2 separate regions of the Homo sapiens genome follow, and region 2 is linked to region 1. A link is an interaction called in ENCODE POLR2A ChIA-PET data of the cell type or tissue named here. Cell type or tissue: Panc1. All regions are shown on one strand. Each heading gives the region's core, and the rest is flanking DNA. Links, peaks and the distances in the headings are about the cores only. Region 1 overlaps USP4 (ubiquitin specific peptidase 4). Region 2 overlaps DAG1 (dystroglycan 1).

Evidence for each region. Peaks named below come from ENCODE experiments on the same cell type or tissue, not always from the same donor. Only the 100,000 strongest peaks of a DNase experiment are listed, where the experiment ranks them.
Region 2: POLR2A ChIA-PET joins it to region 1 with 6 read pairs; 19 of 35 experiments call an interaction of 5 or more read pairs at or near these places.

The regions. Positions count from the first base shown.
Region 1 is chr3:49,330,159-49,335,536 of GRCh38, forward strand. USP4 (ubiquitin specific peptidase 4) reads right to left here. Exons shown (of 22, transcript NM_003363.4): 2 at 5,311-5,378. Among named protein-coding and RNA genes, the nearest start is that of USP4, 7.2 kb to the right of the region's middle. In Panc1, for the core only: no CTCF peak of the experiment used is centred there; no DNase peak of the experiment used is centred there.
Region 2 is chr3:49,482,249-49,487,626 of GRCh38, forward strand. The region is part of intron 1 of DAG1 (dystroglycan 1); the gene reads left to right. Among named protein-coding and RNA genes, the nearest start is that of DAG1, 15 kb to the left of the region's middle. In Panc1, for the core only: no CTCF peak of the experiment used is centred there; no DNase peak of the experiment used is centred there; H3K27ac peaks cover 1,431 bases.

The DNA of each region.
Region 1 (5,378 bases), core at 58-5,057:
AGACTCTGTCTCAAAACAAACAAACAAACAAACAAACAAACAAAAAAAGTTGAAATTACTTCTTGACTCACAGGCTGCAGAACGGATGTTTTTAGTAGGCATGAAACAACATTAATCTCCTCATGCATCTCCATCAGAGCTCTTGGGTAACTAGGTACATTGCAATGGAGCAGTAACTTTTTTTTTTTTGAGACAGTCTCGCTGTGTCCCCCAGGCTGGAGTGCAGTGGCGCCATCTCGGCTCACTGCAAGCTCCACCTCTCGGGTTCATGCTATTCTCCCGCCTCAGCCTCCCGAGGAGCTGGGACTACAGGCACCCGCCACCACACCCGGTTAATTTTGTTTTTGTATTTTTAATAGAGACAGGGTTTCACCATGTTAGCCAGGATGGTCTCAATCTCCTGACCTCGTGATCCGCCCACCTTGGCCTCCCAAAGTGCTGGGATAACAGGCGTAAGCCACTGCACCTGGCAGCAGTAACATTTTGATAAGATTAGCTCAGTGCTTTTTCTGAGCAGTAGGTCTCAACCCTGAGCTAAAAATATTGGGAGGCTGGAGGCTGGAGGCCGGAGGCCGGGCGCGGTGGCTCCCACCTGTAATCCCAGCACTTTGAGAGGCCGAGATGGGTGGATCACGAGATCAGGAGATTGAGACCATCCTGGCCAACATGGTGAAACCCCGTCTCTACTAAAAATACAAAAAAAGTAGCCGGGTGTGGTGGCAGGCACCAGGCGCCTGTGATCCCAGCTACTCAGGAGGCTGAGGCAGGAGAATCGTGTGAACCCGGGAGGCGGAGCTTGCAGTGAGCCGAGATCGCGCCACTGCACTCCAGTCTGGGTGACAGAGCAAGACTCCGTCTCAAAAAAAAAAAAAATATTGGGAGGCCGGGCGTGGTGGCTCACACCTGTACTCCCAGCACTTGGGGAGGCCGTGGTGGGCAGTTACCTGAGGTCGAGAGTTCGAGACCAGCCTGACCAACAAGGAGAAACCCCGTCTCTACTAAAAAAACAAAATTAGCTGGGCGTGGTGGCGCACGCCTATAATCCCAGCTACTCAGGAGGCTGAGGCAGGAGAATCGCTTGAACCTGGGAGGCAGAGGTTGTGGTGAGCCAAGATCGCACCATTGCACTCCAGCCTGGGCAAAAGAGCAAAACTCCGACTCAAAAAAAAAAAAATCGGTAAACTTGTTGTGGTGGCTCATGCCTGTAATCCCAGCACTTAGGGAGGTCAAGGCGGGTGGATCACTTGAGGCCAGGAGTTTGAGACCAGCCTGGCCAAAATAGCAAAACCCCATCTCTACTAAAAGTACAAAAATTAGCCAGAACTGGTGGTGCATGTCTGTAATCTCAGCTACTTGGGAGGCTGAGCCATGAGAATAACTTGAACCCGGGAAGCAGAGGTTGCAGTAAGCCGAGATTGCACCACTGCATTCCAGCCTGGGCGACACAGCGAGATTCTGTCCCAGAAAAATAAAATAAAAACAAAAATATTCGGTATACCATGCTGTAAATAAATATGCTATCATGCAGGCTTTGTTGTTGCATGTGTAGGGCACAGGCAGAGCAGATTTAGCATAATTCTTGAGGGCCTTGGGATTTTTGGAATGATAAATGAGCACTAGCTTCAAACTAAAGTCACCATCTGCAGTATCCCTTAAGAAGAGAGTCAGCCTGTCCTTCAAGGCTCTGAATCTGGCCGGACAGAGTGGCTCATGCCTATAATCCCAGCACTTTGAGAAGTCAAGGCAGACAGATCACTTGAGCCCAGGAGTTGGAGACCAGCCCGGGCAACACGGCAAAATCCCATCTCTACAAAAAAAAAAAAAAAATACAAAGCTGGGCACAGTGGCTCACACCTGTAATTCCAGCACTTTGGGAGGTCAAGGCGGGTGGACCACCTGAGGTCAGGAGTTCGAGACCAGGCTGGCCAACGTGCTGAAATCCCGTCTTTACTAAAAATACAAAAAAAAATTAGCTGGGTGTGGTGGCAGGTACCTGTAATCCCAGCTACTTGGGAGGCTGAGGCAGGAGAATCACTTGAAACTGGGAGGTGGAGGTTGCAGTGAGCCAAGATTGTGCCATTGCACTTCAGCCTAGACGACAGAGCGAGACTCTGTCTTACAAAACAAACAAACAAACAAACATATAAAAATCAGCCAGGCATGGTGGCAAGCAACTGTAGTCCTAGCTACTCAGGAGGCTGAGGTGGGAGGATCACTTGAGCCCAGGAGGTTAAGGCTGCAGTGAGCTGTGATCACACACTACAGCCTGGGTGACAGGGCAAGACCCTGTCTCAAAAAAAAAAAAGGCTCTGAACCCAGGCACTGACTTTTCCCCTCTAGCAGCAAAGAGGTAGATGGCATCTTCCCAATAGAAGGGTGTTTTGTCTACATTTAAAATCTGTTGTTTAGGCCAGGCACAGTAGCTCATGCTTGTAATCCCAGCACTTTGAGAGGCCGAGGCAGGCGGATCACTTAAGGTCAGGAGTTTGAGACCAGCCTGGCCAACATGGTGAAACCCCATGGTGAGACTCTGTCTCAAAAAAATAATAATAATAAATAAAAATAAAATAAAATAAAACCTGTTGTTTAGCCTGGGCACAGTGACTCACACCTGTAATCCCAGCACTCTGGGACGTCAAGGCGGGAGGATTGCTTGAGCCCAGGAATTCAAGATCAACCTGAACAACATGACAAAACCCACAAAAAATCTCTGCAAAAAATACAATAATTAGTCGAGTGTGGTGGGGCCTGTAGTTCCAGTTACTCAGGAGGCTGAGATGGGAGGATCACCTGAGCCTGGGAAGGTCAAGGTTGTAGTGAGGTGTGATTGTGCTACTGCACGAGGTAGCAGTAGCTACCTTTTTTTTTTTTGAGACAAGATGGCACCTTGTCTCAAAAAAAAAAATAAATGAATAAACTTTCTCCATATCAGCAATAATAAGGCTGTTTCAGCCTCTTATAATTCATGTGTTCACTAGAGTAGCACTTTTTTTTTTTTTTTTTGAGATGGAGTCTCACTTCTGTCGCCCAAGCTGGAGTGGAGTGCAGTGGCGCAATCTCAGCTCACTGAAACCACCATTTCCTGGGTTCCTCCATCTCCCAGGCAACATGACAAAACTCCATCTCTACAAAAAGAAAAAATAAACACATACAAAAATGAGCCAGGAATGCTGGCAAGCACCTGTAGTCCTAGCTACTCAGGAGGCTGAGGTGGAAGGATCACTTAAGTCCAGGAGGTTTACATTTACATTCACAACTTGGCTAGCTATATGGCACAAGAGGCCTAGCTTACAACCTATTTCGGCTTCCTTAACCAAACTCAAATCATTTCTAGCTTTGATTTGAAGTGAGAGACATGCAATTCTCCTTTTCACTTGAACATTTAGAAGACGTTGTTAGGGTTACTAAGTGGCCGAATTTCAGTGTCATTGTGTCTCAGGCAATAGCAAAGCCTGAGGAGAGAGAGAGAGATGGAATGGCTGGTTGGTGAAGCAGCGAGAATACACACAATAATTACCAATTAAGTTCACTGTCTTACATGGGCTCCCTTCATGATGCCCCAAAACAATTACAATAGCAACATGAAAGATCCCTGTTGGCTGGGCATGGTGGCTCATGCCTGTAATCCCAGCACTTTGGGAGGCTGAGGTCGGGAGTTCAAGACCAGCCTGACCAACATGGAGAAACCCCATCTCTACTAAAAATACAAAATTAGCCGGGCGTGGTGGCACATGCCTGTAATCCTAGCTACTCGGGAGGCTGAGGCAGGAGAATCACTTGAACCCAAGAGGTGGAGGTTGCCATGAGCCACGATCATGCCACTGCACTCCTGCCTGGGCAACAAGAGCAAAACTCCGTCTCAAAAAAAAAAAGAAAGCTCCCTGATCACTGATCACCATAACAAATAATAATGAAAAACTTTGAAGTATTTTGAGAATTACCAAAATGTGGTAACAGAGACATGAAGTGAGCACATGCTGTTGTAAAAATGGAACTGACAGATTGTCAAGGCAGCGTTGCCAAATACCTACAAAATTTGCTAAAAATGCAGTATCTGCAACATATAATAAAGCAAAGCACAATAAGCCAAAGTATGCCTGAATTTAAAACCTTAAGAATTCTCCATTTCATAAAAATGAGAAAAAGAACAAAATGTGAACATAATGAAATGATTCCTTAGGGCAACTTCGTGGCATAGTGCCACCATTTGACCTATTTCAGGAAACAAAGTAAATGATATTGTTTATACCATGTAGACCTCTCCTAAAACAAGGTCTGAGCTGAAGCATTGCTCAGTTTTAAAAATATCCAAGTTAGGCCAGGCACAGTGGCTCACACCAACACTCTGGGAAGCCAAGGTGGGAGGATGGCTTGAGGCCAGGAGTTCAACCAGCCTGGGCAACATAGCAAGACCCCGTCTCTACCAAAAAACTTAAAAAACAGCTGAGAGTGGTAGAACACTGTAGTCTCAGTGACTAAGGAGGCTGAGGCAGGAAGATAGCTTGAGCCCAGGAGCTCAAGGCCAGCCTAGCCAACATGGTAGAGACGGGGTTTCACCATGTTGGCCAGGCTGGTCTCGAACTCCTGACCTCAGGTGATCCACCTGCCTTGGCCTCCCAAAGTGCTGAGATTACAGGCGTGAGACACCACTCCTGGCACTGCCCTGATTTTTGACACCCATGACAGATCACCTCTATCATGACTTTAAAGAGGTCTGAAGTCAGGCAAAAGAAAGCCTGGGAAAAGCTGACTCTGTCATCTCAGTGCATGTACAAGTGCAAGCAAGCTCTAGTGTGTTACATGTCGCTTTTCCCACAGTTCCCATTGGGAGCTGACTACAGTCATAACTCTGTCTACTGACCTTCAACCTCTCCTCACACTAGTTATATGATAAAAACAGCCATCACAGGAATTCTTGATGAAAGTTCACAGGTTTACAATTTGTTCCACTGCAAAGGTAACAAAAAATTCTGGTTCTTAAATTTTAGATACAATTTCAAAATGACATCCTATTTCTTTCCATTCCATATACTAACTTAAAATGTGAAATAGCTAGCAGAACTAATTTGCAAAGAGAGAAAGTTAAAATGTTAGAAGCATACTCTTATCAGATGCAGTTAATTTAAGGGAAAAAAGTAGCTTAACTTCTCATTAAGGGTTTGCAAAGACTTCTGCTATAGATGCAAAATGAGGATACTTGTTTCTATCTCCTCACACTAGGAAAGTTCACAACGTCCATGTTACAGATGCACATAACATCAGGCCACTGCCCAGGTGAATGTTTAGCTAGAAAAGCAACATTTACTATACCTGAAAATAGCCCAGAGTTGTCTATTGGGCCAGGAAATAGGTTATGTTCACCCACATTGTACATGTCC
Region 2 (5,378 bases), core at 148-5,147, 150 kb after region 1:
TTTCTCCCCATGTGATAGTCTGAAATATAGCCTCGTGGAATGAGAAAGACCTGACCTTCCCCCAGCCCGACACCTGTAAAGGGTCTATGCTGAGGTGGATTAGTAAAAGAGGAAAGCCGCTTGCAGTTGAGATAGAGGAAGGCCACTGTCTCCTGCCTGCCCTTGGGAACTGAATGTCTCCGTGTAAAACCTGATTGTACATTTGTTCAATTCTGAGATAGGAGAAAAACTGCCCTATGGGGGGAGGCGAGACATGTTTGCAGCAATGCTGCCTTGTTATTCTTTACTCCACTGAGATGTTTGGGTGGAGAGAAACATAAATCTGGCTTATGTGTACGTCCATCCAGTCACAGTACCTTCCCTTAAACTTAATTATGACGTAGATTCTATTGCTTACATGTTTTTGTCCTTATTATGATGCAAATATTACACCATTTTATATAAGGGACTTGAGCACTTGTGGATTTTGATATCCTGGAACCAATCCCTCATGGATACCGAGGGAAGAGTTTGTAAATGTATTAAAACAAAGTAGTGGAATTGGAATCAAATTCTTTTGATTTTGTAGGTATCTGTGTTTAGCCTTTTCACTGTGCTGTGAAGATTTCCCCCCCAGGCATCCTAGGGGTTGATGGGAGATTTACTTAAGATTCCCAAGGCTGTCTAGGGCAGAAGTGAACCAGTTCTGCCTTGGTTGTCATAAACACCTCTGTTAATTAGCTCAGTTGTTCTCCAGGGATAGATTGATTCTCTAGCTAGCTTTTGCCAAGAAAAATGATCCAGTCAATAATGGAATTCCAAATAAGATTTCCTTTTTATTTGGCTATTAATCAGAACCTGGGATAACATCCATTTTCTGGGCCCTGATTTTACTATGGAATATTTCCATAAAACATGCATGTGATTACTGTAAATGTCCTGTAAACACTCCTGCTTGGGCTGGTAGGTCATCTTTTTTTTTTTTTTTTTCTTTTGAGACAGTTTTAGTCTTGTTGCCCAGGCTGGAGTGCAGTGGCGTGATCTCAGCTCACTGCAACCTCTGCCTCCCAGATTCAAGTGATTCTCCTGCCACAGCCTCCCAAGTAGCTGGAATGATACACCATGCGCCACCACACCTGGCTAATTTTTGTATTTTTAGTAGAGATGGGGATTCTTCATGTTGGTCAGGCTGGTCTCAAACTGCGACCTCAGATGATCTGCCTGCCTCGGCCTTCTAAAGTGCTGGGATTACAGGCGTGAGCCACCATGCCTGGACTGTAGGTCACCTCTGTGTCCAATCTGCCAGAGGTCAGGGATACGTTGCCGTCTAGGATTTTTTATATTGGAGACCAGTCTGATGAGTAGCCCTTGAGCAGGGACTGGATTCTAAGTCTTGGAGAAAATGAGTAAGTTCTACCTCTTATGTGAGGTATGATTGAAGAAATTGTGTTTTCTTTGTTTTTTGAGAGGCAGGGTCTTGCCCTGTTGCCTACCTGGAGTGTGGTGGCATAATCATAGCTCACTTCAGTCTTGACCTCCTAGGGTCAAGCAATCCTCCCACCTCAGCCTCCTGAGTAGCTGGGACTACTAGCACGTGCCACTATGCCCAGCTAATTTTTAAATTTTTTTGTAGCGATGTGGTCTTGGCTATGTTGCCCAGGCTGGATCCTCCTGCCTCAGCCTCCCAAAGTGTTGGGATTACAGGCGTGAGCCACCACACCCGGCCCAGAAGTGTCTTATATTTTTAGACTTTTGAGCAGTGTTGGAACGATTGAATTGCCTGAGTGGAGAAATTTGGTAGGAAGAGAGTAGAAGAGAGGCTCTTTATTAAAGACCTAAAAATAGAATTCATTAAAGTCACAAATAGATAACAGTAGGATTCCTGTCTGACTCTCTTCTGCTTTGGGTTTGTGCTACCAGCTGTTGCGTTTGCTTACCTAGAAAATAGAATAATATTTTGTCAGAAGGGTCAACAGTATGGTCCTAAAACATTGTGTTTGCAAGTCTGAGGATGTGCTTTTTCCAATTTTAAAAGTAGTTAGAAAGTGACCAGATTCTTTCATGTAGGGGAGAAATCTTAGCAGGAGACGTTGGTTCTTCTGCTTGTAGTGCCAGCCCTAACCTGACAGGTCCTGTGGGGACCCCTGTCTCTTCAGAGCCCTGAGCCTTTTTCCCTTCTAGTTGGACTTTGCTGACTAGAGAGGGATATCCTATGTAGGCCACCTGATTACCTGATTTAATCAGATGGTACCTCTGTTATTTTGGAGAAGAGAGTCTCCTTTTGATTCTAATAGCTGAAGATAAAAATGGCTCCGTATGCTTTCTTCCTGTGGAGGGCTCTGCTGCCCTGAGCTGCCTGTGCCCTTTACATCTGTGTGAGGGGGTGGAGGAATGTCCTGGCCTCCTCACTTCCATCCTGCTATGGGCTTCCAGGAAGAATGGGGTCCATTGTGGGCTGTACCCAAAGGCACAGTCCTCTGCCTCAGTGTCAGGCTTACTGTGGTCTCTGTGCCCAGTTTGCTGTGGTCACTGGGTGCCAAGGGGTTGGGAGCTCAGGAAGCCATTGCTGCTTTTTTTTTTTTTTTTGAGACGGAGTCTTGCTCTTGTCACCCAGCCTGGAGTGCAATGGCACGATCTCTGCTCACTGCAACCTCCGCCTCCCAGGTTCAAGCAATTCTCCTGCCTCAGCCTCCCGAGTAGCTGGGATTACAGATGCGCGCCACCACATTGGGCTAATTTTTGTATTTTTATTGTTATTATTTTATTTTATTTTATTTGAGACGGAGTCTCGCTCTGTCGCCCAGGCTGGAGTGCAGTAGCTTAATCTCGGCTCACTGCAAGCTCCGCCTCCCGGGTTCATGCCATTCTCCTGCCTCAGCCTCCGGAGTAGCTGGGACTACAGGCATCTGCCACCACGCCTGGCTAATTTTTTTGTATTTTTAGTAGAGATGGGGTTTCACCGTGGTCTTGATCTCCTGACCTCGTGATCTGCCCGCCTCAGGCTCCCAAAGTGCTGGGATTACAGGCGTGAGCCACCGCACCCGGCCAAGGACGGAGTGTTGTTCTGTCGCCCAGGCTGGAGTGCAGTGGTGCGATCTTGGCTCACTGCAACCTTTTGGAGACAAAAGGCCTTTGTTGTGTCTGGCCTTTATCTTTGTTGTAATGACCCTGAAACCGTGGCCTGAGTCTTTGAGGTGGAAGTTGCCCTAGAAATGTCATGTAATATACCAGAATTTATCAAGCCTTTCTCTAGTACTGGGACACTTAACATGTGCCTGTGGTACTTTTGTTTGTTTTGCTATTATTTCACATTTAATTTCATTTTTGTAAATAAATAATTTTGAAGCCAAATTCAGATTTTTCATCTTTATGTCTACTTAGGTTGCTTAGACCTAATGTGGTAGATCAGGTTTTGTTTTTGTTTTCTTTCTTTTTTTTTTTTTTTTTTTTTTGAGACAAGGTCTCACTCTGTCACCCAAGCTAGAGTGCAGTGGCATGATCATGGCTCACTGCAGTCTGAATTCCTGGGCTTAAGCAATCCTCCTGCCTCAGCCTTCTGCAAAGCTGGAACTACAGGCATGTGCCACCATGCCAGCCTATTTTTTTTTCCTTTTGTAGATACATGGTCTTGTTATGTTGCCCAGGCTAGTCTCAAACTCCTAGCCTCAGGTGATCCTCTCATCTCAACCTTCCAAAGTGGTGGGATTACAGGTGTGAACCACCATGCCCAGCCTGTTTTCTTGTTTTGAATCCAAGCTTTCTGAGGGTTGTCCTTTAGGAGGAGAATGTAAGGAATTCCAGAGTCAGGGAGGCATGGGCTGTGCTCTGGGAGAGGCCTGGGGAGGCACTGCTCTGGAACTGCCTGTAGGAGTGGTGTCAGACTGCCAGCAGAAGCCAGGGTGGTGAGGGGAGGGCTGAATGTTCTGCAAGAGAGATTTATACCACTATTTTCTTTTTCTTTTATTTATTTATTTATTTATTTATTTATTTATTTATTTATTTATTTTTTGAGACGGAGTCTTGCTCTGTCGCCCAGACTGGAGTGCAGTGGTACTATCTCGGCTCACTGCAAGCTCCGCCTCCCAGGTTCACGCCATTCTCCTGCCTCAGCCTCCCTGGTAGCTGGGACTATAGGCGCATGCCACCACGCCCGGCTAATTTTTTGTATTTTTAGTAGAGACAGGGTTTCACCGTGTTAGCCAGGATGGTCTCGATCTCCTGACCTTGTGATCCTCCTGCCTCAGTATCCTGAAGTGCTGGGATTACAGGCGTGAGCCACCGCGCCCGGCCCTTTTTCTTTTTTTTGAGACAGAGTCTCACTCTGGAGTGTAGTGGCATGATCTCGGCTCACTGCAAGCTCCACCTCGTGGGTTCAAGTGATTCTCCTAACTCAGCCTCCCAAGTAGCTGGGATTACAGGTGTGCATCACCACGCCTGGCTAATTTTTATATTTTTAGTAGAGACAGGGTTTCACCCTGTTGGCCAGGCTGGTCTCGAACTCCTGACCTCGGGTGATCTGCCCACCTCAGCCTCCCAAAGTGTTGGGATTACAGGCGTGAGACACTGCGCTCAGCCTGATATGAATATTCTTGACGGTGTCTTCTGGGTATATACCTAAGAGTGAACTGTTAGATATATAGTATTTGATTTTTTTTGTTTGTTTTGTTTTGCTTTGTTTTTGAGATTCAGTCTCGCTCTGTTGCCCAGGCTGGAGTGCAGTGGTGTGATCTTGGCTCACTGGATCCTCTGCCTCCCAGGTTGAAGTGATTTTCCTGTCTCAGCCTAACCAGTAGCTGGGATTACAGGCGTGTGCCATGCCTGGCTAATTTTTGTATTTTTAGTAGTAATGGGGTTTCTCTGTGTTGCCCAGACTGATCTCGAACTCCTGGATTGCTCAAGCAATCCACCTGCCTTGGCCTCCCAAAGTGCTGGGATTACAGGTATGAGCCACCGTGCCCGGCCTGATGTTTTAATTATTGAGAATTTTGTATTTTTTGTAGAGATGGGGTTCTTCCTCTTTGCCTAGGCACACGACTGTCTATCCCAGATGGCTGCACTGGCCTAGGACAGACGGTTCTTCCCCCAGTACGTCAAGACCCTGGAGGGTGCAAGCTACAGAACAGCTGGGCTCCTGCATTCCTCCCAGACCCTGTCTTCAGTAGGACAACAGGCAACAAACTTAAATTTGGTAATATGAATTTAGAAAATGTTAATGTTTTCCAGAACAGTGAAACTACAATATAAAGGTTAGACTTGAGAACCAAAGTTACTCTCTAGCTTCCCTCTTCTGCCCTTCATGTGCTCAGCACTTGTATCTGTGTTCTCACTACCCCTGAGCCCTGAGTTCTTCTGGGGTTGGCCCAGGAGGTGCCTTGGTTCAGAGAGATACCTGGGAGGAA